Linked DNA regions of Mus musculus: region 2 is linked to region 1. Evidence: chromatin loops called from intact Hi-C (ENCODE). Cell type or tissue: left cerebral cortex. All regions are shown on one strand. Links, peaks and the distances in the headings refer to the core of each region. The heading gives the core; the rest is flanking DNA. Region 1 has its middle 93 kb from the start of Gm41393. Region 2 holds the start of Gm41393 (a long non-coding RNA gene).

Region 1 (16,456 bases), core at 3,096-11,095:
AGATGCTGGCTGGTTACCATTCCAACATCATCTCCTGAGTTGTATTCCTGTCGCACTGTCTAGCGCACAGTAGGGGCTTAGCGCAGGGTCAGTTAGTGGGAGAAAGAAGATCATTTTAGACAGTGATGAAGAACCCTTATAGAAATCAGGTTTCTGCCGTCTGCGAGTCTGGGAGCCGTGCCCGTTGGATGAAGAGTTACGCCGTTGGCACAGACAGAGAACCATTTTAAAGTGCAATGGCAAATTTAAACGTTCAAGCATGAGGAATATTTTTATTACTGCACCTTGCCAAAGGGAACTGAAGCAGATTTTGATATAAAAATTGACAGGAAGCAAAAGTGGAATGGGTAAAAATAGAAAAGAAATTACGAAGCCTTGAAAGGAAGTACACAAGACAAAAATGGAATTAAATCTACCTTGACTGGAGGACATTATATAAAAATGAATAAATTGACAGTAAATTAACATTGGAGCGCATCTACAATCTGTCTGTAGAGGATAATAAAAGATATTTTTATTACCTCCATGCAGAATTTTAGTTGACTTTTTTTCCCAGTTGGCTTCTGAAACGCGAGGCTTGGTTTTAATATAGCGCTAAATTCGTGCTCGGCCTGGTGGCTTCGGCGCTCATGGAAGAGACGGGGCTGTGTTTCTAAACCTTTGTAGTACAAGCATTTTCTTGGATAGGATTTTCTCTGAAGTTGAAAGTGTGCTGGGTGGGATGTTTGTGCCACATTTGGGGTTGTAGGAGACGGACCAATGCAGAGCTGAAACCTGAGCAGCTGTCTGGTAGCATAAAAGCCGACCTCAGGAACAGAAGCCCTGCAGCCTCTCTCCCCAAAGCCTTGACGAAGCTGTGTGATCTTGGGTGCATCCCATGACGTCTGTGTTTCAGTCCCACTAATTAAAAAAAAAAGTGGGAGTGGGGGGCAAACTGCGGCGATGAAATACTTAACTAGAAGGACTGAATGTGAGAAGAGAATTCATTTTGGCTTAGCATTTAAGGGGGCACGATCCATCATATCAGGGAAGGGATGGAGACGACTGTGATGTGACAAATGTAATTGGTTATATTGAATGGGAGCAGAGCACAGATAGAAAACGGAGCCAGCCCAGATTTAAAACCTTAAGGCCTCTTGGGAGGCAGAGGCAGGCAGATTTCTGAGTTTGAGGCCAGTCGGGTGAGTTCCAGAACAGCCAGGACTATACAGAGAAACCCTGTCTCAAAAACAAAACAAAACAAAACAACAACAACAACAACAACAACAACAACAACAAAAAACCTTAAAGCCTTCCGCTGGGGCCCATTTCCTTCCGCAAGGCTCCACTTCTTAAAGGTTCCCCAACCTTCCAAAACAGTGCCACCAGCTGGGGACCAAGCAGCCCAACACAGGAGTGGGGGAGGGGGCGCGGGGGGGAGGGGGGCGCGGGGTGGCGGCGGGGGGGGGGGGGGAGACATCTCAATTCCAATCACAGTGTCCTATCTTACTTACAAAGCTCCAATGAGATAGTAGTATAGAAAATACGCTAAAGAGTCTCAGCAGGGCATGGTGGTGCACGCCTTTAATCCCAGCGCTTGGGAGGCAGAGGCAGGCAGATTTCTGAATTTGAGGCCAGCCTGGCCTATAAAGTGAGTTCCAGGACAGCCAGGGCTACAGAGAAACCCTGTCTTGAAGAAAAGAAAAAAAAAAAAAAAGCCTCTGTAGGGTGTGCAAGTAGCTATTATTATAATTTTTCTCTAAATGATAAAACAATCGTATGTGTAACTTTAGAATCACCAAGGCTTTAATGGGCAGGAGTGATGATGAAAAAAAAAAAAAAAAAAAGACCAACAGTAAATGAAATGTAGTCCACAGGAATTCTTTATATTTATGTAGCATTTTGTAACTTAAATATTCCATGGCATTCCTCTACTAGACAAACCCAGTCACCGAAGAAAAACAGCTTCTGGGCCTGATTCATAGCATAGTGATGGACACACGAGGTGCACGGGCAGAATGTGTGCTTAGCATACCTGAGGCTCCACAGGCACAGACAAAAAGACAGAGTGAATCACATGGCCTCCCACGCCTTGATTGGCAGGGCCAGTGTTAAAGCCCACGCAGTCCCGGGATGGTCCAAACAGCTGCTTACCGCCAGTCTTATGAGCAGCACGTGTCTCTGCACGTGTTCATTTAAATGTTCATATTGACAAAGAAGCAGACAAATGTAGCTCATTGCCAGTGACTAGTCCAGCATTTCAGGTAGACTGAGGCAGGCAGCGATGAGTGGTGTCGGCAATGGCAGGAGCAAAGGTTCAATTGTGGGGGCTAACTAGCTTACTTTTGGTAAATTTTCTCGTTCTTTAACTCTGCCTTTCTAAGGCCAAAAGCTGTGGGCTTCTGGTAATTAACTCCTGTTGTTAGCAGTAGGGGATTAAGAAAAAGAGGCTTAATTGCTAGGGCTCAGGGCCTCTTGCTGGCCAGGTGAGAGGCTTGGAGTCTGTTAACTGTTTTTGAGAAAAAGAGAGGATACAAGCACACACATAGACACAGACACACATATTTTGGCCAGGCCAAACAATTCCACAAGTCTCCATGCACAGTTTCATACATACACATATACCTACAGATGTATGTATGTACATACATATACACAGTCAGACATATATACATTTAGTGGTTGGGTCTGAGCCCCAAATGCCACAGATATACATTTGGTGAATGGGGCAGAGCCCCCAAAGCCACAATTAACTTCTTCTGTCAATTTATACCTTCTTAGGCAAAATTACTTTATAAAAGTTACCTCATAGATAAAATGTAGCACAAAAAAGGAGATACTGTTGACAGTGCATTCAAAGCAGTGTTACATTCTAGAAGCTCATTATAAGTTTAAAGCAACAGTTTCACATGGCCTTGCTTTATCATAGTGTATACCTGTAAAGGCATGCTGTGGTTTCTACATGAAGTGCCCTCCATGAGTTCATAAAGTGTTGGGTTGTTTCCCCGTGGTGGAGCCATTTTAGGAAGGTGGAAACTTTGGGAGGTGGGACCTAGTTGGAGGAAGTAGGGTCATTGCAGGTAAGTTTTTGCTATCTTGTTCTCTAGTCTCATCTGTTTGCCTATCTGTCTGTCTATCATCTATCTATATATCCATCTGTCTATCATCTAGGTGTCTATCTATCTAATCTATCTATCTATCTATATATCTATAATTTATCATTTATCTATCACCAATCTGTCCATTTGTCTTCTCTCTCTCTCTCATCTGTCTATCATCTACCTCTGTCTACCTACTTATTGATCTACCTACCTACTTACCTATGTATCACTAATTCCCTATCCTTGTCTGTCATGAAGAAAGTGGCTTTCTACTGGCCACCACCATGATGTTCTGAGGCACCGGGTCCTTGACATCACTGGGCCAATGTTGAACACAACACACTTACTCAAGCCTTCATCTACTCTTTACACATTCCCCCAGGGCTTCCTCAGCTCCCCACAAATGTGGGCAGAATCAGCATCAGTGTCAATCACTGAATGGAAAAAGGAAATGTGGTATGTAGACATGACAAAAAGAGGAAGAAAGGTGGGTGGCATGTATCTTTAACCCCAGCACTTGGAAGGCAGGGGCAGGTGGATCAAGTTCAAGGTCAGTCTGGTCTACATAGTGAGCTCTGAACTAGCCAGGGTCACATAGTGAGTGAGACCTTGCCTCAATAAATAAATTGAAAGGAAGGAAGGAAGGAAGAAGAAACAACATGAGGAAAACTAGATGACACCTAAGGACTTTTCAAATACACCAGCACAAGAAAAAAGTATAACTAATTCACCAGACCCCTACAAAGAGGTGAACATGGTGCCTTGTGCATTTATTGTTAACAAATTCTGACACTGTGGGAAGACACAGATATGACCTTCCATGTTTATGATGTAATATGAAGTATACATTATTTCAATGACTTTCTCTGTCTCCAGAATCAGCGACATCAGTGTTCCAGAAAGAGTTCTCAATCAGGCAGAGAGTAGTCTATATGTGGGATTCAGTTTCAACCATGCTGAGAAATTTAGCCCTGCCCCAGCCCACAGAGGCTAAAACAAAACATCTGATTATCCCCAGCCCACTCTGAAAAGAGAATCCTGCTTCTCTTCAGTCATCCCTGAAAATAGCAGCAACCTGGCGTCTAAACCAAAAACAGGAAAGTCGCCCTTGATCCTCTCCCTCTATCCTCACACCTGCCAGGTGGATCTCTAAGTCGCGCGCGCGCGTGTGCGTGTGTGCGTGTGTGTGTGTGTGTGTGTGTGTGTGTGTGTGTGTGTGAATATGATAAATAGGACAGGAGGTGTAGTAATTTGAGTAGCAATGGCTCCCAGAGGCTTGTATGTTTGAATTCTTGGACATTGGGGAGTAGCACTACTTGAGAGGGATTAGGAGGTGTGGCCTTGTTGGATGAAGTGTGTCACCAGGGTTGAGCTTTGGGTTTTCAGATGCTCAAGCCAGGTCTTGTGGCTCACTTGCTCTTCCCTGACCAAGCCCACTCAGTCAGTCAACAGGTTCTCCAGCGAGGGAGTGAGGATTAAAAAGAAAAAAAAAAAAGATAGTTAAACAAATTGTAGCATGACCCCAGTCAATTCTGAGACTGAAGGCAAATTTAATTTTCCCAATCTGCATTTTATACCATTTTAATTACATGCAAGTATTAAGGGCCAGTAGTACAATGAATCAAGCAAGACAATAATCAAAGAACAAGCAAGACAATAAACACAAAGCCACACGATCACTCCGGTGATAACTGTTTCTAAGGATGATCAATATATCAGAGCCTCTTTGTTCTACCCTAAAACCAGATTCTTGCTTCCTTGTCCTTGGCCAATGTCAGGTCCCTGCCTGGACTTACTTCTTTGTCATGCTCTAATGTCAGATTCCTGCCAGAAGCCCATTTCCTTGTCATTGGCCAATGTCAGATTCCTGCCAAATGGCACCCCAAAAGGCTCCCCACACTTCCCACTGCCAGAAGATCAGATGTAGAACTCTCAGCTCCCTCTCCAGCAGCATGTCTGCCTGTGTGCTGCCATGTTTCCCCACCATGACAGTAATGGACTGATTCTGAATGTAAGCAAACCTCAGTTAAATGTTTTCTTTTATAAGAGTTGCCATGGTCATGGTATCTCTTCACAGTGATAGATCATTGAGTAAGACAGGAGAGACATCTACTCTGGGATAGCTGAACGTGGCTTCTAGCTATGCCACATCTAGGAGTTGTCCCGCTAGGCTTCCTGACCTCTGTGCCTTACAGCAGGGTCTGGGGCTGCTGCTGGTCTGTCTGAGCCCATGTCAGGCAGTATCTAGATGGGAAGACCTACCATGCATTTTCCCCCACATCCCCTGTCCCCAGGTCCACATATAGTCTTCACAAATACCCTTGTGGACAGAGGGACAAAGACCATTCTGTGATGTGTCTTTAGGCAAGCTAGTCCTTGTAGACTACCAGCATGCAGTGCCATCGGCCTGGCTTGCCTAGCCTACTGCTCAGCTTGGCTGTAGGTGGATACTGTTGACCTGATCACGTAGGGAAGCATGACATGGGCCATAACCTCGTGGCCTCTGTCTGCTGGTTTGTTTGACAGAAGCAGTCAGACCAGACTTCTGCACCGTGGAAGCAATTGAGTCTGTGTGTAGGCAAGGAATATGTTCAGATTAAACCCTCTTTGTTGTTAAGCATTGGCACCTATCTCTGGTGAATACTTGGTTTCCAACCAAGACAGAATGATGGAAGGAGTCCCTGGTGACTCACATGAAGGACAAACATGTATCGCCCACTCAGATGTTTTGGCAGTCAATTCATTTATCTCCAACCTACAACAGATGCAGCGCTTCAGGGGGTGGGCACTTGGCGCCTGATAATTCAGCATTAAGCCATAAACAAAATAAAAGATAGAGGTTGGAAAGACAAGTCCGTGGTTAAGAGTACCCGATGCTCTTGCAGAGGACCTGCGCCCGACTCCCAGCTCGGCTCATGGCTCACAACTGTCTGCAACCCAGCTCCAGGAAATGCAATGCCCTCTTCTGACCTCCACAGGCACCCAGAATGTCTGTGCATACATATACGCAGGCTGAGCAATCATACATGATATAATGTGAATAAATATAATAAAAATGTAAATAAAAGGCAGGGCGAGACATACATCGCTGCCTGAGACTAGATGGGAACAGAAACAGGATGGCTAATGTACAGGCACACAGCCTCCCTGTAAGTCTGCATCTCGAGTCTAATTTGGCTGGCTTCCACCTGTTGGCCACTTCCTTCTCTTTGTTCCCCTTCCCATCTCTTTGCTTCACCCTGAGTTGCGCTCTGTCCCCACCCACCTGTTGGCTCTTTCTCCTCTTCTTCTTTGACTGTCTTTTCACATTTCCTTAGGGAAAAGACCGTGAAACGCGACGGTAAAAGAAATTATAAATTCTGCCAGCATAACTGATTGGCATGTCGACAGAAACCACAACAAGCTGACTCCTGATGTGTGGGCAACGTAGCTGTCTTTTCTTCAGGAAGCAACGCACATACACACACACAAACACCACACACTATAAATACCTATACTCACTCATATACACACCACACACAAATTGTAAAGCCCCTACACTTACACACATACATACCACATACACCACACATATACACATACATACCACACACATATACTGTTAACACTCTACACACACAACATACACACACTGAAAATACCCTATACTTACACACATACACACCATATACACTACACACAAAACGTGCATGTTCTACACTTACACAATACACACACATATAACACACACACCACAAATTGCAAACACCCTACACATACATACCATATATACCATACACACACATACATACATATATACACCACACCCACTGTAAATAGCCTATACACACACACAAATCACACATACAAATCATAAACACAGTACACTCACACACACACCATACATACCACACACACATACACACACCTGTGTACACAGGCACCTCTCGTGTGAGGCTGTTCTTAATCTTCAGGCCCTTAGAAACTCAAAAACGGTTGAACAGAACAGGTTTTACCCATGGTGGAGCCAGGCAGTGTTGGCACACACCTTTAATCCCAGCACTCAGGAGGCAGAGGCAGGTGGATTTCTAAGTTCGAGGCCAGCCTAGTCTACAGAATGAGTTCCAGGATAGTCAGGGCTACACAGAGAAACCCTGTCTCAAAAAACCAAAATTTAAAAAAAAAATTACCCATGGTAGTAGATGAGTGGACCAGTCCCTAAAATGGGTCTCCTGCTTCCTTTCCTTCAGTGACCATGTAAGTAATGATTTCCATATTACTGGTGTTGACTGTATTACTTTAAGTATGTTATTAAACCACATACTTATGTGCCTTTGTCTGCTAAAATTAGGACCCATGGAATGACTCCATGCGCACCTTCAGTGTGATTCTGTCACAGACATCATGAGGAGAGCAGCGTTTGACCTGTGTAACAGATAAGACTACTGAGTCTCAAAGAGAAGTTGTCTTAAGCTGGGCCTTCTACGCATGGTACGGCTAGGACCTGTTTGCATTCTACCCCAGCTAGTGTCTAAGTATTTCAGAGGCCTGTTGAAGGCTCTTGCTAAGCAGGGCGAGTGTTGGAAGGATAGCCCTTTGAGAGGCCTGGTTCTTCCACTAGGTTGACTCTATCAGTCCCAGGATAAGGCAGTAAAGGGCTGAATCACAGGAAGATGCCTGGGACCCACAGTTATCCTCCTTTAGCAAGTGACAAAAATTGTTGCCAGACCTCAGGGCACCCACCCCAATTAACCCTTCTCTGGCCTCAGCCCCTTGAAGGCAATGTTGTCAGGAGTCTGCAGGGAGCCCCAGCGTGACAGTGTGGCAGGATGGGGCAGGAGGAGGCCAGTTATTGGCTCGCTGCTTGGCTGAGTAGATCTGTAGTTGCCTGCCAAGAGATTCCCAGCCTTGTAAGGGTACAGCCCTGCATCCCTCTCTCCCTCAAGGACCAGGTTCTAAAGACCTTAGATGCTCTCCCTTGCCACAGCCCATGTGTAGAATCTTCAGACTAAGGAATGGAGAAGTTAACAGTTAAGATTGCTTCTGTCTAAAGGTTTCCTTCCCTTGCTCCATCCCCCATCCCTCCTCGCTCTCTCTTTCCTCTCCCCCTTCTTTCATTCTTCATTCTCTCTCTCTCTCTCTCTCTCTCTCTCTCTCTCTCTCTCTCTCTCTCTCTCCCTCTCTCCCTCTCTCCCTCTCTCCCTCTCTCCCTCTCTCCCTCTCTCCCTCTCTCCCTCTCTCCCTTCCTCTCTCCCTGGTGTTACTAATAAATTGATCGGGTGACCATGGGCTGAGGAGGCTCAGACCCTTAGACTGCACTAGAGGCAGAACAAAGCCCACGTCATTGCAGACCAGGGGTTCTCAGCCTTCCTAACACTGTGGCCCTTTAATACTTCTCCTCATGAGGTGGTAATTCCAACCATATGTTATTTTAGCTGCTACTTCATAACTATAGTTATGAATCATAATGTAAATATTTTGGAGATAGAGGTTTGCCAAGGGGTCATGACCCACAGGTTGGGAAACAGCTGCCCTGGGGACTTTCCACTTTGGCAAGCATACTTTCTTTTCCTTGCTTCTAAGAATATCTAATAAAACTCTTCTCTCTTACCCGAGCTGGAGCACAGATCTACCTGGAGTCGTGTGCTGCCCGACCTATGAGTCACCTGGCGCTTATGTAAGCTCATTAGAATTTTCAAGCACCCAAGTTTGTCTTTTAACATCTGCATGTTTTCTTTTGTTATGAGGCCCATCTCTTCCGTCAGACATTTGCAAGAATCTTTGTACTGAAAGTTTTTCTCCCGTTGACCAGTACCTATAAAACTGGATATGTAAGAAAGCAAATACAACCCACAAAGGGATTTCTCACATTTTCATTTTTGTTCTTTGATTTTGGTTTTGCTTGTTTTGTTGTTCTGTCTTTGTTTGTGTTGTTGTTGTCTGTGACATGAACCTTGTGAACCCCAGGCTGGCCTGGGCCTCTTGATCTTTCTCCTTCCGGACTCTGAGGCTGTGGCCACAGGTATGCCTCTCCACACTGGGCCTAAGTACTGCCTTTTAAAAGGCGTTTTCTATTGAGTTTAAAGAAATCTGCTACAGTGTTCTGGAGCATGGGCCTACATCCACATTGCCTTTGAACTTGGAGTTCTCCAGAAGCCTGGGGAAGAAAAAGTTCAACAGTTCCCAGGAGTGCTGTGGCCTCCTGACACAAGTGGGGGTGGGGTAGGGGGAGATGGAGTCAGAGAAGGTGGAAGTGTGCTGCTCTGAAGTCCTTTTGGGGGTGTGACGGGTAACCCCACCATACCTTGCTTGTACTTTAATATTTTAGTTGTGACAGGGCATCTCAGGGTAGAGCCAGCAGGGGGCATTGCATTTCTTCTAGGAACAACAGCCATGAAATGACCTATCCCACCAGGGAGCGCCTGCCCACTTCTGAGTCTCTTGTGCAAAGCTAGAGATGCTGTCAGGAGACAGAGCTTTACCTCTGGCTCCTGGTGTGCCACACACACACACACACTCACACACACACACACACACGATAGTGTTAAATATCACAAACACTGTCTTACCATTGGGGAAGTTACAAGTCCTCGATCGGTTTTGCTGAGCAGAAGTCACGATGTCTGTGGGAATGGCTCCTGTGAAGCTCGGCAGGAAGAATGTAGTCCCTCCTGCAACCTTGGCTCGAGTCACTCCAATTCTGCCGCCATTATCACATCGTCTGCTCTAATTCTGGCCCTTCCATGTCCCACTTTAAAGACCTTGTGATGATGACATTGGGGTTATCTGGGAAAATCCGGGCTAATCTCTCCATCCCAATTAATTTAATTGCATCTGTAAAGCCCATGGAAGGCACCATTTGTAGGTTTCAGGGGCAGGATGGATGTCTATTTGGAAGGGCATCGTGATAGACAAGATGGGTCATCAGCGTAGCATCTAAGAAACCCAGGAAACAAGCCTCTGTCCAGGAATATGAAGGACTATCTAGATGGGATTAACTGAGTGGGAAGACCTCGGCTATGGGTGGCACCCTTCCATGGGTTATGGTCTTGAACTGAGTGGAAATATTGTCAGGATGGGTGGAACTGGCTCAGATCAGCTTATTGTGCATCCATGTGTGCCTTAGCCTTCTGAGTACTTGACACAGCTAGGATTGTCTAGGAAAAGGGAATCTCAATTGAGAAAAATGTCGTTAAATCAAATTGGCATAGGCAAGTCTGTGGGGCATTTTCTTGGTTGATGATTGCTGTGGCAGCTCAGACCATTGTGGATGGAATCAGCCCTGAGCAGGAGATCCTGGAGGGTATAAGAAAGGTTAACGGGATGTGAGCCAGGCAGTCAGTAGCATTCCTCCGTGGTCTCTGATTCAGTTCCTGCCTTGGGTTCCTGCCTTGAGTTCCCTCACTGGCTTTCCTCTATGGACTGTGACTTGAGATAGATAAGTCAAATAACCCTTTCCTCCCCAGGTTGCTTTTGGTCATGGTCTTCATCCCAGCAATAGGAAGTAAAAGAAGACAGCCCGTGTCCTAATGACTGATTTATCTATCTGCTAAATTTTAATACTATTCAAAAGCTTATTTCTTTTTAATGATTTGAATATCACTTTCTATGTTCCAGTCTTCAATATCATTTTCTTTTTGAAGATTCAACAAATGGCTTATCAGTTATAGTTCTGAACTTGTGGAATTAAAACTTCAAGTTGAATTGTGTTGGTTTAAGTCTGATGGGAGTGGAGCAGGCTTGAGATAATGGGGGGGCGGGTTTAACTGGGGATTTCGGGGTTAGAAACAGCTAATGAAGTTGGGTTTTTTTATATTATTATTAAATTAAGATTTAAACCTTAAATTAAAAGGCAGTAAAATGGAAGTATAACTCATACCAGCCTCTAATAAGGGATGGCATTCTCAAACTCTAGCAGCTAAGCAGAAGCAAGGATACTCAGAAGGTTTGTTAGACCCCTGTCTTAGGACTAACACTTCAGACTTGATGTCCACTGACGATAAACACAAAATGATCAAGATATGACTTGGGTTTATTGACGATAAACACAAAATGATCAAGATATGACTTGGGTTTATTGACGATAAACACAAAATGATCAAGATATGACTTGGGTTTATTGACGATAAACACAAAATGATCAAGATATGACTTGGGTTTATTGATCCTACAATACTCTCCAAATCCTTTTTTTTTGTTTGTTTGTTTTAAATCCAGCACAGTGAGACTGTACAGAAACTGTAGAAGCACCCGCATTCTGTTTAAAATTACATTCATTAAGTTATTAGTAAAGTTAGCCTGATCAAACAAATGGCCAAATTGAAAAAAAGGCAGAATAACAGAAAATACGCTAAAATCAATAAAAGCAAAAAGGCCTCAATGGTATCTGTGTAAACTGGTTTTTTGTTTGTTTGTTTTGTTTGTTTTGTTTTGTTTTGGGCCATGGGATTATATTTGAATTTTGAATGCCATGGAATTATATATTGAATTAAGAAGCCAGACAGGCACATCCTTCATGCAAACTTGCCAGGAGAAGCACCAGAAGCGGTAACCCAATGCCTCAGTGAGCTTCTCACATGTTAGAAATGCTCAGAGAGGTGGGAGGCTGGTTTGACAAGAAATGGCTCCCAAAGGCTCCCATAGTTGGGTACTTGGTCGTTAGGGAGAGGGGGCTACTTGACAGGGATTAGGAGGTTTGGTCTTGCTGGAGTGGGTGTGGCCTTGTGGAGTAGGTGTGGTCTTGCTGGAGTGGGTGTGGCCTTGATGGAGGAAGTGGTCACTGGGGGCGGGCTTTGTGGTTTCAGAAGCTCAAGCCAGGCCCAATGTCACTCTCTCTTCCTGCTGCTTGTGGACCCAGATGTAGAACTCTCCAGCATCATGTCTGCCTGCATGATACCATGCTTCTCTCCCTGATGACAATGGAGGAAGCCTCTGAACTGTAAGTCAGCCCCCATTAAATGCTTTCCTTTGTAAGCATTGCTGTGGTTCTCTTTACTACAACAGAGCATTAACCAAGACAGAGGCCATGACTACTCCTGAAACATAGACAATATGAAGACAACAGGGTCATTATGAAAGAAAGGCAGAAACCCAGATCCCTCTTAAAGGGAGAAGAAATAAACATGTAAGGGTCAGAACTCTTGCTTGGTGCTTTTCCAATGTGACATTTCAAACTCCTTTTAAAAGTTATGGTAGGCTCTTCCTCAGCGGCTTCTTCCCATCGGTCTTAGGCTTTTTAGCTCTGGCTGAGGGACAGCCACTTGAGCCCAATTCAACTGTTTCCTCAGAGACAGCTTCATGGCTTCCTAAGCTTACATTGCTTATGTTGTAAACAGAACGGACTTTATCTGTGGTCATTGTACTCTAGTAATTTCCTTTATTTCCACTTAGTTTCTTCGTAAAAGCAGTGTATTAGTCAAGGGTCTTTAAAACTTAAATGAATGCTGGAGAACCCTGCTATCAAAGTCAGAGTTCCCCATTTTGGGGTCCAGGAGTTGCCCACAGACTACACGTACACCAATCTCAGTCAGACAGGGATAGCTTATTGATCATTCACCCAGTACTGATCAATCAGGGCCACAGACAAGACCAGGGAGCTGCCTGTGATCCCAAGCCAGAATCCTAGAGATTTTAGGCCTGAAATCCATAAACATCTGTGCCAAGTTATTCTACTGTTATAGTAAACATTTAATCTCAATTGAGGGTTTCTACCCTGTCTTTGATATTTCAGTTTCCAGATAAAAGACACACAATCTTTATATTTATAATAAGCACAGTAATTTGTTTACTTTATATTTATAATAATGCACTAGAACTGGGCCGACACCTAACCTCTACACTGTTAGAATCTACTTCCCCATCCATAACCCTGAATTGCAATTTGCCATGCTCCATCTGGGTTGCTCTTAAATCCAATTGGCCAGCCCTCATGGCCATGTTTTCATGACTTGCCTAACACATAGCATCTTCTCCAGCCTTCACCTTTTCTCTCTCATCCTCATGGTCTTGTCTCAGACCCAAAGCCTGGGAACTCAAACTCTGCCTACTTCTCTCTGTCTGGCTATAGGCTGTGGGCACATTTATTCTCCAATCACAGATGACTTGGGGGGCAAGGTTACCTTGCATCACTGTGTATATGCAGATTCCCTGGGGGCAACCAGGCTCGGGGAGCCAGCATTGAGTATTGCAATCCATAGCAGAAGACCAGACCTCAACAGTGTATGCATAGGAAAATGGCATATGTTAGGAGCTGGTGCTACATGAATGAGGTCTCAGGCATCATGAGAATCTTAGAATGGACCCCTAGTGAAAAGAGGAGACCCCTGAACCAACAACTGTCTACTGTGTAACCTCTTTGGGACACAGTGTAGGAAGCCAACTCTAAGATGGCGCCGGTTCCTGGTATGCCGTTGTCATAAACAACACCACTGCGCAGGCGTAAGCTAGAGTCTGGCGCCAACCCCTCCTGAGAGGGTACATGCTAATTAGGTGACAGCGGTTCAACCTATCCCAGGAGGACACAAAGCCTTTCCCTGTGCTAGAGAGTATATAAGCAGACCTCCCTGAGTTCCTGGGGTCCCTGTAGCAGCATCGAGGCGTTCCTTCAATAAAGGCTGTTGAGAAGAATCCGACCATTGTCGTGTCTTCCTTGCTGGCCGAGGTGGGCGCAACAACACATATCAAGTCATAATCTTCACCAATGTTCCAACTATCATGTGGATAGTCTTGACCTGATTGATAAGTAAGTGTGTGTGTGTGTGTGTGTGTGTGTGTGTGTGTGTGTGTGTGTGTTGATACACCACTCTGCATGTGTGGAAATCAGGGAATAATCTTAGGAGTCAGTTTTCTCTTTCCACCTTCAGGAATCTGGGGACTGGACTCAGGTTGTCAGGCCTGGGTATAAGTGCTTCAAACCCTCTAGCCCACCCTACTGTAAAAATTCTTATAGTTGAATATATTTATTAATGACACACTTTTTTCTCTCTTAATTATTTTAAATAATATATAGAACATAAATATTGTATATATTTACCACAGGAGCTTTCACAACAGGCATCCACTGAATAGAGCTATCTCCTCCTTTGCCAGTGGTGAAACTATTGGAGATGCAGAGAGGAACACTAACTTCCAAGTTCAGTAGGCATAAACCCACGTCTAGCCACGTTTCAATAACTTTCATATTTCCAAGGCATTTCATCATCATAACTTGAAGCTGAAAAGACTTGTGTCTAGAACATGGGTGGCTACGTATCATAGACGTAAATATCTGACAAAGTAAAGCTAGTCTCAGGGAGGGGAACGGGTATAGGGAGCCAGAGACCAAGGGAAATGTTAGAAAACAGGCCTGAACCTTTAGGCCAAAACGTACATTCTGAAGAGACCAGGCCACACCTCCCTGCAGCTGTTCCTTGAACAGAGCTAAGCTGTCTGTGCTGGGGCTTTACAGTCACCCTGACTTAGGGCTCTAACCAGTATCTGGCTCCTCCATCTTCTTTGTCACAAATACTATGGTGACTAAATCATGTGATATGAAACGTCTTGCCACCCTCTAAAGGTTATTCAAATCTGAAGGAAGGCATTTGATATTCAAAAATGCAGAAGGAAGCCTCAGGGAGTGAAGGATAGCCATTGCAGACTAAAAGACAAAGTTTCTGAGACACAAGAATGGCTCCTAACGCTTTCTCTGTGGTGTGGTGGGGAAAGCAGTCTGGCCTTGAAGAAGGTGAAACGCTGGGACCAAAAGGAAATCTTTGCAGGTGAACATCCCTAAAACAGTTCTCTCCTTCTGCTAAATCCCCCACACAGCAACCTTCCCAGCTCGCCTCCCTTCAACACACCAATTTGTTTTCCTTCATCTTGTGACATTTCCAAAAGTTATTCTTTGTTTAAAAAAAAAAAAATGTTACCTATGTGTGGCTGGAGAGATGGCTCGGTGCTTAACGACATTGGGTGCTCTGACAGAAGATCTGGGCTCAATTTCTAGCACCCACAATTTCTATCCCACAACGATCTGTAACTCCAGTGCCAGGGGTCCCAACACCATCATCTGCACTCTAGGGCATCAGGCACATACATGATGCACAGGCACACAGCAGGCAAACACTCGCTCACATAAACCAAAATGGAATCTACACCCTTGAGACTGTCTGCTTTGTTTACATCTTCTAGGACATGTTCAGGACAAAAAAAAAACATAAGACACTGAAAGACCCACAACGTGAGGACTCCCCCACGTTTTGACTCAGGAGAGGCGACACCCCAAAATCACCCACAAGAAACAGTCTTGCTGCAAACTGCAAGAGGATTTTTATTCAAGAGCGCTCTCGGGTGCCACGATCATGCAGGGGTAGAGGACCGTGGCACCCCGAGTGGCTGGGTCAGGGGGTATTTAAAGGAAGAAACCACAACTCAAGGAGGTGGGAAGGGCGTTGTTGGAAAATACCAAAAATACCAGTTAAGAGTCATAAGGAAGTGCAAAGTCACAAGAGTCACGAGGAATACCTGGTAATTGTGAGGGTTATTTCTCAAGACAGTTTCTAAGAGCCCCTAACAATAGCACCTTTGCATAGCGGGTTCCAGCAATGGTCAGGGTAGTTCAGGGTGACTTTCTTTGAATGAATACTCTTTGAACCCAGGAAGCGGGTGGGTGGAGGAATGTCACTATCTGTTTTATGATTAGCATACCTTGGAGCATTGAGCCACAAAGGTCACATTCCCAAGCCTGGGCCCAAAGGCCCAGAACTCTGCTTCTACGTTTTACTTTTTCAACACGTGCGCACACACAAACTCTTGCTATGAGGAAGCACCAGGACCAAAGCAGCTTGGGGAGGAAAGGGTTAATTTGGCTTACACTTCCACGTTGCTGTTCATCATTGAAGGAGTCAGGACAGGAACTCAAGCAGGGCAGGAACTGTAGCCTCCCCCAGCCTTGAAGCAGGCTGATGCAAACCTTGCTGCCACTGAGTATGAGACCACCTGGGGTGGAGCCTTCTGACCTAGAAGGCTCTATTGTTCTGTCACCTGCCACTGCTCTTCTCCAAGACGCTGCTACCGGCTGAGAGGCCCTGGAGATATTCTGGAGACCGCATCTGGCAGATCCTCCTACAGGCTGGCAACAGGCATCAAGAATGGATTGGCGGGGGATGGGCCTCCCCCCTTTATAAGAGCAGACTCTTAGTAAAACTTTGGGGCCTTGAACAGAAACATGTCTTGGCCTCCATTATTTCTCTCACCGTTTCCTTCCATACAGCTCCTGCCTCCCACTCAGGAACCCAGTTAGTGTGGCCGCAGGCGGCTACAAAAGGAACCTAGAGGCAGGAACTGGTGCAGAGGCCATGGTGGGATGCTGCTTACTGGTTTGCTCATCATGGCTTGCTCAGCTTGCTTTCTTATAGAAC
Region 2 (16,456 bases), core at 4,335-12,334, 86 kb after region 1:
CAGAAATAGGTCTCTCAGAGCTTTCTGAGGATGGGGGAGGTTTTGAGGATGGGGGTGGCAAGAACCTGCCACCAGGCTCTCTGATTCCCAGGCAGGTGGCAGGGAAGGAAGGGGTGGGAAGGGGATGAGTGGTATCAGTGCCACCTTTGATGTAAGGCCCTTTCCACAGATGAGAAGCCCTGTACCTGAAATCAGAAGCTGCACACTCAGTATCTCTGTCGTGCGCCTCTGAGGAGGAAGCAACAGATAGTGCGGGCTGAGCAGACGCTGGAGTTAAATATCACATTCTCACATGCTGCAAGTTGTGAATATGCCACTCCATAAAGCCTCATAAAAACCGTCTTCAGAATCCACAGCTTAGATCCCCATCCTGGAGCAGCCAACTCCAAGCTCTGCTGAACTTCGCTGATTAAACTTCTGCTTTGATGAAGAAACATCTGCTCAAACTCTCTGTGTCTCTTGATTGACTTCTCTCAACATCTGGACCCGGTCATGAGGCTGGGATACTGCTTCCTCATTTCCAGAGGAATATACACCAAACATCCTTCCCAGTTTCCTGCTACCCATTCTTACAAAAAAGTGCACCCAGTGGATGTCCCTTCAATTCAGAAGGTAGAATGGTACTACTCCATCAGTGTACCCTGGTTTGAGTTTTGATCTAGGGTTTGTAAAAAGAGTATCTTTAAGTATCTGGGGCTTGAGATTGCTACAGGAATGAATGGTGGCTTATGCAAGCGTTTGGCATGGGTCCTGACAGACTTAGCACCAAGAGAAGCCTATGTCCCTTCTTGTTTTCACTGGCCACTTCCTCTCCTGCACAATAAAGCCTACCTATTCACCCCTCTGTCATCATCACCAGTGGTCAAAACTGTCTGCTTCCTGTTTCATAGAGTCTTGCTATTTGATGGTTTTATGCTCACACATTTAAAAAAGCAGAAGCCATTCTTGTTTGTTTGTTTGTTTGTTTGTTTGAGACAGGGTTTCTCTGTATAGCCCTGGCTGTCCTGGAACTCACTTTGTAAACCAGACTGGCCTCTAACTCAGAAATCCGCCTGCCTCTGCTTCCCGAGTGCTGGGATTAAAGGCATGCACCACCACGCCCGGCTAGTGGAAGCCATTCTTATCAAAGCTATACACCTAAGTCACCAAGCCAGTAATTGGCCCAGGAAGCCACTGAGGTAGTTCATCTCAGTTGTCAATTTGATGGGGGATTTAGAATCACCATGGAAACCAACCTTTGAGCATCCCTACAGGGGATTTTTCAGATTAGGTTAATTGAGGTAGAAAGACCTGGCCTAAACTTCAGTGGCATCATTCCATTTGGTATGATCCCAGATCTTCATAAAAAGGAGAAAACAGAACAGGCAAGTTTGCTTGGGGGCAATGAAGAGGTCAGCTCAGGAACTTTGGAAAATTCCACTGGGCCCCTCCCCTCCTCAAAGGCAAAGGTCATAGAGCACACAGGCACCCCTCCCCTCAGGAAGGAAGAGGCTAATTTCATTCCTCAGACCACAGGGGGCACGACCGACCAACCCTAGGCCACCTGCAGATGAGGGAAACCCAGAGCAGTAGACACATTCCTCAGGGCAGACTAACCATTGGCTACCCACAGATAAGGGAACCTCTTGCTACCTCATTCCCTAAGGACCAATCAGTTTAAAAGTCGCACTGTTCTGCCAATCACATTGTGCCTAGTGGCTGTTGCTCTATTCTATCCCTAAAAACTGTACAAAAACTCTCCCAATGGGTTTCCCAGGGTCACCACCTCTCCGTCAGGTACTCAATGACCCCAACGCGCTGAAACAATAAATTCCTCTTGCTTTTGCATCAATCCCCACCTCCAAGGTGTTCACACAGGGGTCCCCGGTGAGCTAAGGCTCAATAGAGTCTGACAGCTGATAACGTAAGTTCAATTCTTGGGACCCACTCAATAGAAGTAGAACTGGTTCTCACAAGTTATTGTGATGGCTACTCACGGTTGTCAACTTGACTATGTCTGGAATTTACTAAAACCCAAGCAGCTGAGCATACCAGGGAGGGACTTTTTCTTTATAAAACCATTTGAAATTGGAAGACCTGTTTTTAATCCAGTTCTTTTAAAGTGGAAGATCCACGTTTATTCTGGACCACACTCTCTGCTGGCAGTCTATATAAAGGACATGGAAGAAGCAAGCTTGCTTTCCTTTACTTACTGTCTCCTCTCATTGCAAGTCCACTCCTTCACCGGCATTAGTGCATACTTCTTTCGGATCCCAGCATATACCAAAGAGCAGCTGGGACATGCATCCTTGTGGGATGAACGACTACTAGATTCTTGGAACTTCTGTTGGTAGACAGCCATTGTTGGAATAGCTGGACCACAGCTTGTAAGTCATTCTAATAAATCATATGTATATATGTATTAATATATTATGAATGAATATGATGAATAAATATATATTCTATTGGTTATGTTTGTTGGGATTCAGGAATCACCTTATAAATGACGTGAACACCTATGTCAGTCATGTAAGAATATTTATTGAACACGAACACCCCAAGACTGATCCATCAGGGCCACAGCCCACAGGCTCAGGCGCTGGAAGGTGTAACCTTTAACATTTCTCACAGCCAGATTATAAAAGCTAAAACTGTAAAAACCACATTGAGTTCATATGCCAGTGCAGGAAGTACTGTCTGGTGGTTAGCCCTGACTCAAGCTACTTTAGAAGTAACAGTTCATATTGACCTTGAATCTGATGGGTCCTAAATGAAGCTTATGGTTGTGGAATGTCTTAAGATTAACACACTTCCTAACATACAGAATATAACTGGGTATGTTGTCAACAGGACCTTGCTCTGAGTCAAGTTATTTTTATGCGTCAATGACTGGCAGGCATATTACAGTAACAATCTGAAATAGCTGGTGGACTTGGAACAAAATGGCTACAGCTATGCTAGCGGGGCAACAATGTTAGAGAACCCAAACTAATACAGTTATCCTTTGATCTTTATATTTTACTGTGGCACATACACACAGTAAGTAAATATGTCAGTCAGTAAATAAAAAAATAAAAAATAAAAATAAATAAATAAAATATGGCAAGCAAGATATCTTAGTGGATAAAGATATTTGCTGCAGCTGGGTACTGGTGGCGCGTGTCTTTAATCCCAGAACTTGGGAGGCAGAGGCAGGTGGATTTCTGAGTTCCGAGGCCAGCCTGGTCTACAGAGTGAGTTCCAGGACAGCCAGGGTTACACAGAGAAACCCTATCTTGAAAAACAAACAAACAAAAAAACAAAAATAAAAATAAACACAAGTACAAACAAACAAAACTGATGTTGGATGCTATAAGTCCAGTGATCTGAGATCTATTCCTGGAAACCCATTTGTAATGGTTAGCTTTAATTGACACCTTGGTATGACCTAGAATCACCTGGGAAGATAGTCTCAATAAGGGATTATCTACATTGGGTTGGCCCTTGGGCTTGTCTGTGGGATAGTGTTTTGATTAAATTAACAGATGTGGGGAAGGGCTGGAGAGATGGTTCAGTGGTTAATAGCACTGACTGCTCTTCCAAAGCTCCTGAGTTCAAATTCCAGCAACCACATGGTGGCTCACAGCCATCCATAATGAAATCTGATGCCCTCTTCTGGTGTGTCTGAAGACAGCTACAGTGTGCTTACATATAATAAATAAATAAATCTTAAAAGAAAAAAAACAAAAACAAAACCAAAAACCAGATGTGGGGAAACCTAGCCCACTGTGGGAGGCACTATCCTCTAAGCAGAAAAAGCCAGCTGAGCATAAGCTGTCTCAATTTCCTGACACTGAGCTGAAAGGATGGACTAGGTCTTGGAATTAGAAGTTAAATAAACCTATATCCCTAGGTGGCTTTTTATTAGAGTATTTTATTACAGGAACAGAAGTTAAGTTGGAACACCACATAAAGATAGAAGGAGAGAGACAAGTCTACAAAGTTGTCTTCTGACCTCTAGGTAGCTCTGTAGCACATGTAATCCCACACACGTGTTATATACATGCACAACACATAAGTGTACACAGACAGCCAAACACAAGCCAATAATAATACATAAAAATAATTTTTAAATGAAACTAAATAAAGAGAATAATCAGGCTGAGCAGGAGCTCACAGATCCCTGCTTTCTGAGGGCAGAGACTATGTGACTAGCTGTCTCATGCTCCGCTTCCGTGCCTTCCCCATCAAACCAGGAGCCAAAATAAATCCTTTTTCCCTGAGGTTGTTTTTATGACAGCACTTTGTCACAGCAGTGAGAAAGTAATACATGAGACTGTGGACTGGGATAGAATTGTTACTGTAATGAGCTGTCCTGTGAGTTGATTTGTAGGAGTAACTTGGAATTGTGTGGAATTCTGGGCTAGAAATGCCCTGGAATTCCTTAAGAAGACCTGAAATGACCCACTCTGTTGGGAAAGAGAAATGCAGACAGTGGCATCCCAGCTATGAGGTTTCAGAGAGGAAGAGGGACTATCGGGGGGCTGGAGGCATTTTTTAGGGCATTCTGGTGGAAAATCTGGTCACATGCCAGCCTTACCCTAAGACTCCCTTGGGGTTCCACTAGGCGCATTAGGTTGGGAGGTAGCTGCTGCTTGCCTCTCTAATCCAGATCTACGGTTAGAGAGGGCGGAAAGTAGATCAGAAAGGATGGAAAATGTACAGCATGGTGAGGAAAAGTGTAAGTTTAACGTTACAGGCAAGGCAGCCTTGAAAGCAACTGCAATTATGAAAGAGTTGAATGTGCTACAGAGGAACCTGGCCCTGTGCACTGGGCCAGCAGCATTGCTACATACACGACCATCGGCTCTGGATGGAGCATTCGTGTCCCCCTTAGACACAGCTGCATCCACTTCTGTGGGGTGATGTGGGGTGAGCTTGGGAAGCTCTTCCCGGGTGGTTTGCTTTGAAGGCTCAGGGATCCCTGACACTGATGGTCTCAGTTTAGAAACCCTCCTTTCAAATGCATTTGCACGTTTACAAGATAGAACCTTTAAAATTATCTTATGTGTATGGGTATTTTGCCTGAATATACGTCTGTGTACCTACCACATGCATGCCTGGGACTCACCGAGGACAAAATAAGGCTTTAGATCCCTTGGAACTGACATTACAGTTGTTATATGGTGGTGGTGGTGGTGGTGGTGTGTGTGTGTGTGTGTGTGAGAGAGAGAGAGAGAGAGAGAGAGAGAGAGAGGGAGAGAGAGAGAGAGCACTGGGAATTGAACCTGGGTTCTTCAGGGAAAGCTCCCAGTGCTCTTACCTGCTGAGCCTCTCTCCAGCCCCAACACAGAGCCTGAGTTCGAATCCCCAGCACCCATGTGTGGTGGTTTGGGTGAGAAATGTCCCCTGTATGTTCCAGGATTTAAACACTTGGTTTCCAGTCGGTGGCGCCACTTGAGAAGGACTAGGAGGCGTGGCTTTGCTGGAGGAAGAACGTCACTGGAAGTGGAGTTTGAGATTTTAAAGACCAGTTCCACTTCCTGTTTGTGCTCTGCTTTGTGTTCGCAGTTGAGAGGGTAAGCTCTTAGCTTCCTGAAGCCACCACACCTGCAGCTTGCCACCATGCTTCCCTGGAGGGGTGGGCTCTTATCCTTCTGGAACCATAAGACAAAACGAAGTACCTTCTGTAAGTTGCTTTTTCAACACAGCAGCAGAAAGGAGCAAATACGGCAGATAAAAAGCCGGAGAGGACCACGTGTGTCTGCAATTCCAGGGTTCTTACAGTAACACAGGCAACAGAGAACGTGTGTCCCCAACCCCAATCTCAAATAGGGTAAAAGGTGAGCGTCTGATATCCAAGGTTGCTCTCTGACCTCCACACATGTCTCATGGCAAGCACAGACTCTTACACACATGAACTCACAGACATCATACACACAACAACTTTAAAAATGTTGAAAGAGAATGGCTAGAATATCATTTTCGGGACCTGTCACCTCGTGTGTTGAGTCATTACGATGTGCACATTAATGAGTTCAGCTATTTCTCACGATTAAATGACCTAGGACGGGGATCAAAGCCAACCACTTTCTTCACCTTTCCATTATTATTCATACACATTTGTACTCCCTCCTCCCCCTCCTCCTCCCCCTCCCCTCCTCCTCCTCCTCCTTACACATTTAACAAAGGATATGCTATGGTGGCGGTATATTCTAGAAATGCCAGACTGAGGAAGCTGAGGTAGGATTGTGAGGTCATGGCCAGCTTGGGCTAATTGGGGTGGAAGTTGGGGGAGAGAAAAATCCAAAAGGAGACACTCGTGAGTTTCCTGAGATTAAATATGCACAACAAGCCTCTCTCCACAACCTTAGCTCTTGGCCTCCCTTTTCTCAAGGCAAGAAGCTACTCTGTTCTGGGAATGAAGGGGCCTGCCTGGGTCCAGCAAGCTTTTGGTGACTGTCAGGCCTGAGGCAATCCCATCAGGCAGAAGCCATTCTGTAACAAAACCTTCTCTGCTTCTCTAGAACAGCCCTAAGCACATCCTGCTCTTTTGACAGAGAGAGAGAGGAGCAAGAATACTCAAACTGACCCAGGCCCCCAAGTTCTCCGCTTATCGCTAGTTAGATGCTTCTGTCCCAGAGTCCTCCGCCATCTTTTCCATGACCATCAAGAAGCCATACTTGAACCACTTGCTCTGGACCCAGAACTCGGTCTGCTGTAGACACAGTAGTACAGCGGCTCTCAGCCTTCCTAGTGCTGTGGACCTTTAACACAGTCCCTCATGTCGTGGTGACCGCCAGCCAACCATAAAATTATTTCATTGCTACTTCATAATGATAATTTTGCTATACCTATCAACCAGAAAGTAGATATCTGATATGTGACCCCTGTGACAGGATCGTTCTGCCCCCTCCCAAAGGGGTCACGACCCACAGGTTGAGAAACACCGTCAGAGAGTCTCTGCTTTTCCCTACTTGGAGAATTCTAGGCTCTTTTGCTCATTCCTCTCAACCTGGGCGTGCTTAGAAATTACTTACTAATTAACTAATTAGTGCAATGATTTGTTAATGTGTCTAACATCTGTCCCCCCCACCCCAACAGCAGAAAACAGAAAAGTTCCAACTAGCCCTGGGGCTTCAGTTTCGCTTGGTCCCCTCTGCTGATTCATCCTATTCAAACTGTCTTGTATCTGTCCATCTGTCCATCTAGATCCAGTCAGTGCCTTGCTCTACAGATCAACTCAACCCCAAGACCCAGCTCAGTCCAGTGACCCTGTAGCTAGGTTCTGCGCCTCTGGTCGCTCTCAACGGGCTACTTAATGCCTAACTTAATAACCAAGCAGGCCTTTATCAGCTTTCCTCCTCTGTCTCTAACAAAGCTAATGTAAACTCCTTGAGCACACACACACACACACACACACACACACACACACACATACACACTTAATTACCATGTATTGTGGAATGTATGATCAGAGTGTTAATATTAGGAACTAAGGCTGAAAAGGGGAACTTGGCTCTGCTTGTCAGACTATAGCCTATGACACTGACATAGCTTACGAATTTGTTCTTCAAAATCCTGACATTGTGGAAAGATACCAACTGTCTAGGTCACTGGCCTTTGAGCTCAAAATAGTCCCTCCCCTGTTCTGACTAGATACCTGCTCGTTCCCTCTGGGTAAGAACTCTGGAGAGGCCATTTCCACAAAACTCTGTGGCTGACTCTCCTGGGCCTATTCCAATTGTTTCCTCTGAGTTCCAAGTTTCCCCTGCCTTGAGACCTGCCTGCTGCATACACATGTTTGCATCCTGGCTTGCTTCATGAAAATGTCCCCTCGTTTTCCCGGGTTCTCTTTCTGAACAACAAGAAACGGCTCTACCTCTACCGGTAAATGTGATCCCTGCTCCCTCTAAGAGAATCCCTTCTGGAACGTGCTGGAGTTCCTGGAGATTCTTTGCAGCCTCCTTACGCTCAGCTGCTGTTTACATTTTGTGAATTGAATGTTGGCAATTACAGTGGAAGGATTTTTTTTCCCCCTAGCATATGCTGAACACGATAAAATATTTAGCACATCTTACTCTGGACTCATAATTACACTCCATTCTTTCAGCCCATTTATGACTAAATTAGAATATTCAGTCGTGTTTGGTGACAACTCCCACACTTTGTAAGCACCAAGGGGGGAAAATAGAATTTATTTAATTGGCTTTCACTTGGAAGGGAAATAACCCCACGTGAAACATTGCTGTGCTAGAACAGATATTGCGTTGCCCACAAAACTCACAGATGCTCGTAACTTTGGGGAAGTGACATATACCTTCCACGGGTAAGCTTGCAAGGACACTCCAAGTCTCAGCCATCCCTTCCTGGGTTAGCTGTGTAGCTCCACAGCTGTGTCCTGCTCTGTCCCTCACATAGTTACAGAAGCCCCAGGCTTCAGGCAAAAGGATGCAAGCTACTGTTGGCTTCTAGGCTACAAAGGCAGACTGAATGGCATCTGTCATTCTGAGAGGGGCACCTGCTCCGTGACGGGCCTGCTATGGGCGCCTGCTCTGTGACTGACGGGCCTGCTATGGGCACCTGCTCTGTGACTGACGGGCCTGCTATGGGCACCTGCTCCGTGACGGGCCTGCTATGGGCACCTGCTCCGTGACGGGCCTGCTATGGGCACCTGCTCTGTGACTGACGGGCCTGCTATGGGCACCTGCTCCCTGACGGGCCTGCTATGGGCACCTGCTCCCTGACGGGCCTGCTATGGGCACCTGCTCCGTGACGGGCCTGCTATGGGCACCTGCTCTGTGACTGACGGGCCTGCTATGGGCACCTGCTCCGTGACGGGCCTGCTATGGGCGCCTGCTCCCTGACGGGCCTGCTATGGGCACCTGCTCCGTGACGGGCCTGCTATGGGTGCCTGCTCCGTGACGGGCCTGCTATGGGTGCCTGCTCCATGACGGGCCTGTTATGAGTGCCTGCTCGATTCTGACATGAACTGAATGTGATCCTTTTATTGAAAAGATCATGGTCTAAGGGCAGGGACCAAAAAAGAAAAGCTATGACTGACACTTTTAGAGAAGGGGAGCTTGAGACTGCTTAGCCCACCTGGGAAGAGGGAGAAGGTGAACAGGAAACCATATTGGCAGGAGCCTGGGGGGTGGGGGTGGGGGAAACAATGCTGCCATCTTAAAACAGAGGTGAGAGAATGTGGAAAGCATGAGGAGGGAGGGAGAGAGAGAGGGATCCAGTGAAGGGAGAGGGATCCAGTGAAGGGAGAAAGATCCAGTGTGAGGGAGGAGGGATCTGGAGTGAGGGGAGAGGGATCTGGAGTGAGAGGGGAGGGATCTGGAGTGAGGGGGGAGGGATCTGGAGTGAGGGAGAAGAGATCTGGAGTGAGGGGGAAGGCATCTGGAGTGAGGGGGAGGGATCTGGAGTTAGGGGGAGGGATCTGGAGTGAGGGGGTGGATCTGGAGTGGGGGAGAGGGATCCAGTGTGAGTGAGTGCAGCAGTCAGTGCTGAGTTTTGAACTTGAATTTCATTCTGAAGGCAGTAGCAATTCTGTATGTTGCATCTCTAGGATGCAACCCAGGAAAGTAGGCGCAAGGGCGATCAAGGCTGGTGAACCTGACCAGGACAGTCACGGGAGAGTTTGAGGAGATAAGATATGTTCCGAGTGTATATAACCTTATTTCTTAGAGAGTCCTGGCAGAAAAACTGGGCTCTAACACTGTAAAGTATCAGGCATTCTGCTCCAGTAACAGGTGATTGTCCCTGTGAACACATCTGGTGTAAGGGGATCAGAACACACAGTCTTCACATATGTCACTTTGGCATAAGGGCTATTTTGAGCTGAAGACAAATGACAGCGAACATCAAAAGAGTTGTTTGCTTTTTTTCCATCTGCTCTAAACGGCAGGCATATTAGACACACACTTTGTTCAGTGAAAGCATTCTCCTGGGGCTAAGAAGGGAAGAACAGAACAGACCAAGAATCACCCACAGAGTTCATCTAAAGACAGTTTATTAAAACCACTCTTAACGTCCTATTGGTCACTCTTCCGTTGCTGTGATAGAACACCAGGACCAAATCAACTTAAAGAAGAGAGAGTTTATTTTGGCTTACAGTTCCAATGGAATAAGTGTCCATCACTGCAGGGGGCGTGGCTTACAGTTCCGACAGGATAAGTGTCCATCACTGCAGGGGGGGAGTGGGCGTGGCAATAGACAGCAGGCATGAGGAACGGGAAGGAACATGGAAGGAACAGGAAGCTGAGAGTTCACATCTTGAACCATGAGCTTGAAGCAGATAGAGCAAACTGAAAATGGCTGTAGTATTTTAACCCTCACAGCCTACCTCCAGACACGTACTTCCCCTAACAAGGCAGAAGCTCCTAAGCCTTCTCAAACAGCATCAGCAACTGGGGACCAAGTGCTCACATACAGGAGCCTATGGCGGGCGCTCTCTTATATTTTGGGTTGTGAGCTTAGCCTTTAATGGCTGAACCATCTCTCCAGCCAGGAACAATCTCATTCAAACCATCACACCGACCCTTAGTTCCCGGTCACTGACCCTTGATGCCTCTTTCCTGTCTGAACTGGTATATGATATGAGCCTCTAACACTTTATCAGGCTAGGGGGCTCCCTTTCTACATGTAAATATTATTGAACGTTCCCGTTTGTCCATTAAGTCTCTTTTGTTTGTTTCCGTTGCAGCTCCTGGGAACGACACTGAAGAGGCAGGGGAGATGTTCTTTTCCCTCAGTACACAGCATCACCTCATTGAATCCTCAGCTGGCTTAGAACAGATGTTCCTGCTCTTACTCCACACTTGAGATTCAGAAACTAAACCAAGAGATGTTAAGAAACCGATTCAAGATCACAGAGCAGAGCTGGGATTTGGACTCGTGCCTTCAAGACCGTACAGCCTAAGTACCTACCAACTATGCAGTAATTCTTTTTTCTTTTTAAAGATGTATTTATTTTATGTATGTGAGTACACTGTAGCTGTCTTCAGACACACCAGAAGAGGGCATGGGATCCCATTACAGATAGTTGTGTGCCAACCATGTGGTTGCTGGGATTTGAACTCAGGACCTCTGTAAGAGCAGTCAGTGCTGTTAACTGCTGAGCCATCTCTCCAGCCCAATGCCGTAATTCTAACACATGGAAAAAATATTTCCCAGCATGCAAAGAAACAAATATCCCTGTCCTACAATCGTGTAGACATTTTCCATGTTCTTTGGTAGTTCAGATAATTAGATAATATATCTAATATAAAGGGTCATTTAACCTTTCTTTTTTTTCTTCCTTTTAAGACAAGGTCTTGTGTATTCCAGGTTGACCTCAGACTCACGATGAATCCCAGGGTGACCTTGAACTTCTGTTCTTCCGGGCTCCCCCTCCCTCCTTGGGATTGTAGGTATGTGCCATCATGTCCAGTTTATGCCGCATTGGGAATCAAACCAAGGGCTTCAGGCATGCTAGGAAGTACTGTTCCAACTGAGCTACGTCTCCAACCCAAGCCCTGTTTTAGCTTGAAGCTCATACTCTTTATCTTACATCTACTTTGGAATAGAAATGACCAGCATCGTCTTTAGTGAACCCACAAACTAGATAACGAACACCCCAGTTCTGATGGTCCCCAAGAAAATGAAACAGATAGTCTTTATTTTAATTCTGTTAAGTGCAAAATAAAAACCTATGCAGGCCAGCTGGTGAATGCAGGGACTACAACTGTCATCTGGGCTTTAAGCAGGGTGACTCAGGGGTCCTTAGCTATGATCCTGGGAGGCAGGAGAGTTCCCGTAGATGATAGTATTTTAAGTACTGGCATACTGAGTATTTTGGGGGGATGTGTATCACTTGATGAAGCTACACGTCTCTAGTTGCTTGTACAAATACTGTTCACCTGAGAGCCTACAGGGGTCACTGTGGTGGTTTGTGTATGCCTTGCCCACTATTAGGAGGTGTGTCCCTGTTGGAGTAGGTGTATCACTGTGGGTAGGCATGGGCTTTAAGACCCTCATCCTTGCTGCCTAGAAGTCAGTACTCTGCTAGCAACCTTCAGATAAAGATGTAGAACTCTCAGCCCCCTCCTGCACCATGTCTGCCTGGATGCTGCCAAGTTCCCACCTTGATGATAATGGACTGAACCTCTGAACCTGTAAGCCAGCTCCAATTAAATACTGTCCTTATAAGAGTTGCCTTGGTCATGGTGTCTGTTCACAGCAGTAACTAAGATACCATCTTAACTCTTTTAAAGCCTTTGTAATTAATTTCCTATTTAATGCTCGTTTTAAAGGCTAGCATTCATTTTGTTTTCCCAGAGGAACTGTGACTGTCTGGACAGAAATAAAGCTGTTCTAACAAGGTATTTGTGCTCCGCCCCCTCAGCTATTAGACGATTGAAACAATAGACTCCCATACACAAAATTAGAAGTTTCCCATGCTGGGGAAGTCAAAAGGTAGGACCCCAATGTCAGCCAAATCAGGGACAGTGGATGGGGTCGGGGGGGTGATGTTGTCTCCTGGGAAAACATCACAGTTTTGACCATTGGTTAAACCACCAATCACTGGAGCCGAAACAATGACGTCAGTGATGAGTGCGACCACACCTTAATGCTCGGTTACCTCAATGCTTCTGCTCTATCTAAAGCTAAATGCCACTACACCAAAGGTGGGCTTGGGATGGAGTGAGTGATGGGCGGGCTGGTGGTCATCTCGGCGGAGGTCGGACATGGACAAAACCCTGCTCATTCAGGAAATATAGGAGAGCAAGCTACAGAGGAAGGAAAAGTAACAGCGTGACCCCTGGGATGGGAGACCTAAGGCTGCAACTCGGCCAAACTGACTCTGGCTTAGGCGCTGGGCATGGGGTAGAGGGCAGCCCTATCCATGCCAGGTCCAGGAGAGGAAGTAAGGAGTCAGAAGGAGGACTAGGTTAGACAGCAACGCTGGGAGATCCTGCAGTTCTTACTAACTAGCAACCACACTGCTTCTTCATGCACACAGGACTCATAAAACAAAGACTTGGGGGTTTTCCAAGAGACACAGATCATGTCGTTTTGTTGTCCCCGGACACCTGTTTGCTTTTTTTTTCATTGCATGTCCGGGGTCGCAGGTTCAATTACAGTTAGCAAGTACAGATAGAACATTTTGTTTCCGTTATCAGCCCCCCCACCCCGGTCACCCCATTTCAAAGAATCTACACAATATTTCGGCTAAAGCAAGCACACTTAATACGTGGCAGCCCGTTCACAGGCTGGCAGCATTGGTGATTTCAAAGCACTAGACAAATAGAAAATATCCGAGCCAGTCCAGGTGAATCACCATGCTCTGGGCAATGCATCATTAACCCTTGGTGTTCAAAACGCTACCTGCAAGTCTGACTGCTTTGGGGACACCTGGGTCATCTGGATGATATCTAATCTACTTGAGTGTACGTGGTTTGAGTCTTTTCTCTAGGAGCCCCTAAGTATACCTGTCAGGTGAGAGACTGAAGCTGGGAAGGAAGCAAAAACAATGGTGTGGTTGATCCATGGACACACGTGAGCCCAGCCTGGGGACAGTGGTGTTCCCCAAAGTTACCAAGGAAGAGAGTATAGTCCTCAGGCATAAAAGCTGTGTAGCTGTCCTTCAGTCTGTGGTACAAATGTGATCTTTGCATTCATGATCTGTATAAAAATCTATTTGTTTAAGAAAATACTTTTGTTCCTAGTTAAATAATGTCACTGTAGCCTGGTGTGAATCAGTCTTTTTCATGAATGGCAATTCCTGCTACCTCTCTTTTTCTTATATCCTTACATCATCGATTCATGCTATTCTGTATGGAAAGGGCATAATCTGTACGGCCCTCTGTCTTGTAAGCTAGCTGTTTCAGGAAGCTCTGAGTGTATTGTGGGATGAAGCCTCCGGTCTGTTGCCAATTCCCTTGGTCAGTTGGAGCTCGTCAGCTTCTTCTGAGTCGATGCTGTTCTGATTGTTTCTGATTGTTTCTGAGTTTGCTTAGGGATAGATGTTCCGAGAGGATCCTGGAGCCATGCCCTCATAAAGAAATGTCTAGGGTCTTTGTGCTTTTCACAATTCCCAGCGCATAAGGGAGACTCCCAGATAGAGCCAGGTAAGATTATTTCCCTGAAAGCAGGCGGGATAGTATGTTTAGGACTTTCCTAAAGAGACTGGGACATGATTTTCTCTGGAAAAGAGATAAAATGAATCATAATGCAGAAAGCCTTCCCCTCCCAAATCTGACAGGCAGAGACTAAAACCAAAAGTGAGAGTCAGAGTGAGAGCCATCACAGCCTTCAGCTCAGCTTTGCTGGAACTGGGTCAGACCACCGTGCTGGCTTCACAACTCTCATCAATTCTAATGGATACGACTGTTGCCAGTTAGGCATTTTATTGCAGCCAGGCCCCCATTAGTCCTGTTAGACACTCATCCCTGTGCCTTCCCTCATCTTACCTCACAACATCTTCTGAGAACAAGAAGTCTCCATCTCAGGGATCCAGTCTCACCTTTCTCTGTCTACCTACGTCCCTCTAACCTTTCTTCAAGTTGTTACTGGACTGACTGACTCCTTGGCCATGGCCACCGCAGACCAGTGGATGCTCGGTTTGATTTAGGCCTGTCTGTTGGCAGCCCTCTTGACTGTAAGGAGAAGCTGTACATTTCCAGCATGTCTCCCGCTGTAGCAAAGGTGGCACCGCCTCTCCTACCTTTGTTTTCTCTCTTCAACTTCTGGGACACCTGCCCAGGGAGAGGAAGGCTTTACTTGAGACTTCCCCCGTCAAGGATCTTAGCAGTGCAAGTGGAGCTCAGTGCCTGCTGTGTCTACAGAAGGGAGGAAAGGAGAAAGGCTGGAAGACAGGAGTAACTAGGCTCCACTGATTAGACTATACTCTCTTCCTTGGTAACTTTGGGGACACCACCATCCCCAGGCTGGGCTCACCACGTGTGTCCATGGATCAACCCCACTGTTGTTTTGGCTTCCTTCCCAACTTCAGTCTCTCACCTGACAGGTATACAATGCTGTCTTATCCCTAATGCCATAGCTACTGTGGCCAAAATGAATGTCTGCCAGTACCGAATCCCTTCCCCTCCTCCCAGGTCCTAAGGCTCACACCTGCTCCCCTTGGTGGACCTCCTCCCGGGCTCTCCCTACCCCCGGGGGGTCTGGCTGCTTTGGGGACACCTGGGTCACCTGGATGATATCTAATCTACTCGAGTGTGCGTGGTTTAAGTCTTTTCTCTAGGAGCCCCTAAGCAAAGGGAGGATTCAAAAGGTGTGCCAAAGGTTTTCCCTGAAGTAAAACCTCCAGAGGCAGCTGAGTCTTAGTCACGACCTATTTCAACATGCATTTTAAAAAGCTGTGCCTCTGGCGGAATCCTGCCTTCTGGACACCACCCAGACTCTTCCTTCAGCCCCCATGAAATCTCGTCAGCTGCTGCGGCTCTAGCTCTTGGAATGAAGTCAGACAAGAAAACCTTACAGACGAGCACATTTCTTCATGGCTCTGCTGGAATTCCCCAAGGCGGGCAGGATTCTGGGGTAATAGGTGGACCCTGCTGTAGAGAAGGATTTGAACAGCCTGCAGCCTAGTGGACTTGGTGGTCAGATAAAGGTTGGTAATAATTCCACACAGCACGACATAGGTGTCCTGAGATTCTATGTGTTTCTAACAAAACTTCAGTGACGGACAATTCAGCCGTGCGTTCTTCCTTCATCTGGATCTTCCTCACAGCCCCGGGGCCTGGGACCCAGAAGAGGGGCAGCCTGGGCCCTGTGCACAGCAGAAGGTCAGCCAAAAAGGAGCTGATAAAGAGTGAATGAATGGATCATTTTAAAAATTGTTTATTCTTCTCTCATAGAATAGATCCTGAACCCAACTTCCCTTCCCCCAACTCCTCCCAGTACCCCCTACCTCCCTTCCCCCACTCCTCTCAGTCCCCCGCAACTCTCTTCTCCCCACTCCTCTCAGTCCCCCCACCTCTCTCCCCCCACTCCTCCCAGTCCTCCCTACCATCCCTCATTCCTCCCAGTACCCCCACCCCCCCCTTCCCTCCACTCCTTCCAGCCCCCCACCTCCCTTCCCCCCTCACTCCTCCCAGTCTCCCCACCTCCCTTCCCCCCACTCCTTCCAGTCCCTCCCACCTCTCTTCATCCCCTCCTCCCAGTCCCCCCACTTCCCTCCCCCCTCACTCCTCCCAGTCCCCCCCAACACCTCCTTACCCTCCATTCACCCCCTTACTTCCCACCTGACAAAAGCAAGCCTCCCAAGGACAGCAACTGCACACAGCAGAAGATACAAGGAGACCGGGAATGTCCTCTCACAGCAAGGCTGGTAAAGGAAAAGAATTCCAAGAACAGGTAAAAGAGTCAGAGACACCCCACCCCCTCACTCTCCCTGACAAGAGTCCCTCCCCCTAAAACACCAAGCCAACAACCATAACATATATGAAGAGTACTTAGCACAGAATGAACGGGTGATTTTTATATTTAT

What was found. Hi-C counts contacts between places; a loop is a spot of excess contacts. Peaks named below come from ENCODE experiments on the same cell type or tissue, not always from the same donor. Only the 100,000 strongest peaks of a DNase experiment are listed, where the experiment ranks them.
Region 2: a loop joins it to region 1, with 2.1 times the contacts of the local background. A loop is called at or near these places in 2 of 42 quality-filtered maps.

The regions. Positions count from the first base shown.
Region 1 is chr15:97,491,554-97,508,009 of GRCm38, reverse strand. No RefSeq gene overlaps it. Among named protein-coding and RNA genes, the nearest start is that of Gm41393, 93 kb to the right of the region's middle. In left cerebral cortex, for the core only: a CTCF peak has its summit at 9,413 (motif pointing right); DNase peaks (open chromatin) are centred at 4,112, 5,787 and 6,215.
Region 2 is chr15:97,406,766-97,423,221 of GRCm38, reverse strand. It overlaps Gm41393 (a long non-coding RNA gene), which reads left to right and starts at 16,175. Exons shown (of 4, transcript XR_875638.3): 1 at 16,175-16,456. In left cerebral cortex, for the core only: no CTCF peak of the experiment used is centred there; a DNase peak (open chromatin) is centred at 8,037.